Linked DNA regions of Homo sapiens: region 1 is linked to region 2. Evidence: read pairs that join two places in POLR2A ChIA-PET (ENCODE). Cell type or tissue: PC-3. All regions are shown on one strand.

Region 1 (2,500 bases), 1.3 Mb before region 2:
ATACTGATCATGGACAAGTTATTTATGAAAATAAAAATGGGAATAAGTATATTATGGCATTCCCATATATGGAGTATCATGGAATATTATGGAATATCGTGCAGCTATTAAAAGGAATGAAGTAGTTCTGTATTGGCATATAAATATCTTCAAAGCCAGAGTTAGGGGAAAAAAACAAGTCACACAAGATGTATGATGTGATCCCATAAAGGACAGAGTAAGTACACACGAACGTTAAGTGTAGTTAAGTGCACAGAAGAGACAGAAAAAATGCATGCACAAAGATAAAATAATGCTTGCTTTGGTGCACTAATTCCATAATAAAAAGGAAAAAGAAGAAAACATTAGTTTAAGAAGTGGCTTTTCATTCGGGCTTGTCTTAACCCGCTCATTCACATACTGGCTTTGTGCAAGTGATATGTGTGTGTGTAAATATATATGTTTCTGTATTATACAAATAAAAATATATATCTTGTACATATATATCTACAAAGAGATGTTGGTCTCTGTTGAGTATTCACTGTGGGAGACTATGATCTGATTTTACCAGTTATCTTATTTAGCAAAATATTTCTCGGCCTTTGGTATTTTGGGGTTGCCTTCTTAGCCTATGGCACATGCTCTGCCAGATACAACTGTGGACAACTTTCGCCCCTTCTTGCTTTTTAGCCAGAAGATATTTAGATCCAAGCCTGGTGGGGGAGATGGGGGATTGTGTTGGCCAGTGATTCTGGCTGCATTTAAAGCTATTGGTTTCTTGGTGATAGCTGAGTCAAAGAGTGAGATATGCAGATACCCTAGGGAGGGCCATTCCAGGCAGAGGGCTATGTAAGTGGAAATTACCTGAGGCAGGCACGTGTGGGTAGTGTCTGAGGAAGAGCAAGGAGGTCCTAGTGTCTGAAGCAGTGCTTGGGAGTGAAGAGGAGGAGAAGGGATGAAGTTAGAGACATAAGAGAGGCTGCGTTCTGCAGAGTCTCTGGCAGCTCTGCTTGGAAGGAGATGGGAAGATGTTAAAGGGTTCTGGCCAGACATGTGCTGTGACCTGACTTAGGATTTTAAACATCACATTGCTTGTTAGTGGAGAAGAGACTGTTGGGTTCAAGGGTGGAAGCAGGGTACATCTGAGGTGAGAGGAGATGGTGGTTTGGACAAAGCTTGTAGCAGCAGGGGTGGTAAGAAGTAGTCTGATAACAAATACAGTGTATTTGGAACATACAACTGACAGTATTGGCCTACAGATTTGACTTTGGGTACAAAGGAAAGAGCTGAGTCAAAGCTGACTCACAGGTTTTGTCCAGAGCACCTGGACTGGTGGAGTTGCCATTTACTTACCTGGAGATTGTGAAAAGAACAGGTTTGGAGGGGAAACTCAACCCACAGTTTTGGATGTGTCAAGGCTGAATGACTGCTGATGACTGTGAGCTAGCGCACAGGTGGCCTCGATAGGAACCCAGACACCTGTCCCGTGGTGGCAGGTGGAAGGCCAAGTATATGAGCACAATAGCAGGTAGGTGGTGGAGGGGGCAGGTGGATGGGCTGACCTTTTTCTATTTTCTCAATGAAATAGGAAGTGTGAGACAAAGTAACAAATGTTAGAAGCTGTTTTTTCCTCATTTCTGCTTGCCTGCATAATTTCACAAGGCCCCTGACTCTGTGATGATATGCAGCTTTCTAGAAAGATGCTTCGAAGACAAAACAAGGTAGAGCATATGCACCCCCATGTCTCTTCCCTGAGTCACGGTATTCCTCAAAAGATAAATTACTTCAGAATGTCTATTATTAAAAAGCCAAAACAATAACAGATGTTGGCAAGATTGTGGAGAAAAAAGGATGTTTATACACTGTTGGTGGGAATTAAATTAGTACAACTTCTATGGAAAACAGTATGGAGATTTCTCAAAGAACTAAAAATAGAATTACCATTTGATCCAGCAATCCCACTACTGGGTATTTACTCAAAGGAAAAGGAATTATTATATCAGAAAGATATGTATTTATTGTAGCACCGTTGAAAACAGCAAAGATGTGAAATCAACCTAACAGTCCATCAACAATTGGATAAAGCAAATGTGGTGTGTGCATACACACACACACACACACACAATGGAATACCATTCAGCCACAAAAAAGAATAAAATTATGTCTTTTGCAGCAACAGGGATGCAATGGTAGGCTGTTATCTTAAGTGAAACAACTCACACACAGAAAGTCAAATACTACATGTTCTCACTTCTAAGTGGGAGCTGAATAATGCACACACATGGATGTAGAGAGTAAAATAAGAGACACTGGAAAGTTGGAAGGGTGGGAGGGTGGGAGGAGGTAGGGGAATGAGAAATTACTTAATGGGTACAATGCACATTATTCAGGTGATGGTTATACAAAAAGCCTATACTTCACCACTACACAATATATCTATGTAACAAAACTGCATTCTTACCCCTTAAATTCATACAAATAAAAAAAATTAAAAAATAAATAAAGTAGGACAATCCCCCAG
Region 2 (2,500 bases):
TGAAGCATAGTGCTGGCATCTGCTTCTTGTGGGGCCTCAGGAAACTTCCAATCATGGCAAAAGGTGATGGGGAGCAGACCTGTCACATGGTGAGATAGCCAGTAAGAGAGAAGCCAACTCGTTGAAATTATATATGTTGGCTGGCTAAGGAACAAGTCTAGTGTAGTCTGTCTCTCCTACTGATTACAACTAAAAAATCTGGGCAGAATGTGAATAGAACTGCCCAAGATCTCTGCAAAGTAACCACAGCAAGTGGGTTGAAGATTGATGTCAAAACATGAGTAATGACCCAAAAGGGGTAGAGCAGAGGGGTGGGATATGGCAGGTGAGTTTCGTGTTGTTGTTTTCTTTGTCTGTCAGCATTGTCTCAAGAGGGGGTTTAAGTCCTAGAACTGCACAGCAGGTGCTGAAAGCAAATGCTTTAGGGAAGAATCCCTTCTTTTTGACTAAAGACAAGTAAAAAGGACCTCTGTATGCTGGAGAATGTGGGGAGAATCCCCCATCTCCTTTTTTAAATCATTTACCTCCAGACCCTGCCCAGAGCAGCTCAGTAACTGAGCTGCATAGATGTCTGGCAGTGAAGAAAAACCTAAAACCATGGCAGAAGGCTTGTCTTTCTAGCCAGAGGAGCTAAAAAGAAGCTCCTATTGTCCAGAGTGTGTACAATCCATGCCATTTTTCTCATTCTCTTTTCTTTTTCCACTTAACCTTAAAGTAACCCTATTTACTCAAAAGTACATGACGTTGTGAGAGGCTAAACATCTAAGAAGATTCAATCTTTCTGGCTAGAGATACCAGGGGAAAAAGGTCATTGATTATGGGAACATGTGGGAGAAAATTCAGAGATGAAAGAGCTGAAGAAATAGAATTCCAAATTTCGGGTATGTAATGACATAACTCTTGGACTCACCCTGAGCTAAGTATGTGTGGAACAACACCAAGGCATAGCAAAGATTGTGAGGGCTGAACTACAATATAAACTATGACTCAAATTTCAGGCTCTTCTCCAAGTGCAGCGTGCATCAGCCTGGCCCAAAGAGCACAGTAAAGACTTTGAAAACAGAATTGACATTGGGACCACCATCATTGAAGGTGAAACTTCTTGACAGTCTGAAGCTAATCATGTTAATTATCAGTTACTAAAAAAAATTAACATTTTTTAGATTATAACAGGACCTACAAACTTGCAAGATGAAACTAAAATGTTCTGGATACAATCCAAAATTATGTGACATAATAAGAATGAGAAAAATCTGAAAAATTTACTGTCTTCAAGGCAAAAGACAGTAAATAGATGCCAAACATAAGATGACCTAAGCCTTGGAATAGTCTGTCAAAGACTTTAATGCAACTATTATAACCATCTTCTGTGAGATAAAGTTAATGCTCTTGAAAGATAGAAGCTCTCAGCAAAGACATAAGTAAAAAACTACCAAATGGAAATTCGAGAACTAAAAAAAAAAAATGATAGAGCTTCAACATGCATTTAAAAAAAACCTGATAGAACTGCAAGAAAAAAATTGGCAAATCCACAACTATAGCCTATATTTTAGTATTTCCACTTTAATAACTGATAGACTAGTGTATTCGCCTATTTTCACATTGCTATAAAGAAATACCTGAGATTGGGTAATTTATAAAGAAAATAGGTTTAATTGGCTCATTGTTATGCAGGCTATACAGGCAGCATGCGACTTCTGCTTCTGGGGAGGCCTCGGGGACCTTTTGCTCAGGTGGAAGGCAAAGCGAAAGCAGGTATCTTCATATGGCTGGAGCAGGAGGAAAAGAGTGAGAAGGGAGGTGCTACAGACTTTTTTTTTTCTGTTATTATTATACTTGAAGTTGTAGGGTACAAGTACACACAGACTTTTAAACAACCGGATCTCACAGTAACTCACTCACTCGCTCTCATGAGAACAGCACCAAGAGCATGGTGCTAAACTATTCATGAGAATTCCACCCATATGAGCCAATCACCTTCCACCAGGTCCCATCTCTAACACTGGGGATTACAATTCCACGTAAGATTTGATGGGAACACAGATTCAAACCACATCAAGTAGGTAGTCAGAAAATCAATAAGTATGTTGAAGACTTCAACAAAACACTCTTTGCAGGTGCAAAGAATGGAATATTTACCAAGATAGGAGATATTCTGCATTATATTACAAATCCTTATAAATTTAAAAGAATTAAAGTCCTACTCAGTGATATGGTTTGGCCGTGTCCCCACTGAAATCTCATCTTGAATTGTAGCTCCCACGATTCCCAGGTGTTGTGGGAGGGACCCTGTGGGAGATAATTGCATCATGGGGATGGGTCTTTCCTGTGCTGTTGTGATAGTAATAAATCCCACAAGATCCAACGCTTTTGTAAGGGGGTGTTTCCCTGCAGAAGTTCTCTTTTGCCTGCTGCCACGTAAGATGTGTCTTTCGCCTTCTGGCATGATTGTGAGGCCTCCCCAGCCACGTGGCACTGTGGGTCCATTAAACCTCTTTTT

Evidence for each region. Peaks named below come from ENCODE experiments on the same cell type or tissue, not always from the same donor. Only the 100,000 strongest peaks of a DNase experiment are listed, where the experiment ranks them.
Region 1: POLR2A ChIA-PET joins it to region 2 with 10 read pairs; 1 of 35 experiments calls an interaction of 5 or more read pairs at or near these places.

What each region holds. Positions count from the first base shown.
Region 1 is chr20:13,060,418-13,062,917 of GRCh38, reverse strand. All of the region lies in intron 2 of SPTLC3 (serine palmitoyltransferase long chain base subunit 3), which reads right to left. Among named protein-coding and RNA genes, the nearest start is that of SPTLC3, 53 kb to the right of the region's middle. In PC-3, no CTCF peak of the experiment used is centred here; a DNase peak (open chromatin) is centred at 1,337; H3K27ac peaks cover 391 bases.
Region 2 is chr20:11,806,043-11,808,542 of GRCh38, reverse strand. No RefSeq gene overlaps it. Among named protein-coding and RNA genes, the nearest start is that of LINC00687, 63 kb to the left of the region's middle. In PC-3, no CTCF peak of the experiment used is centred here; a DNase peak (open chromatin) is centred at 972; H3K4me3 peaks cover 1,120 bases; H3K27ac peaks cover 1,335 bases.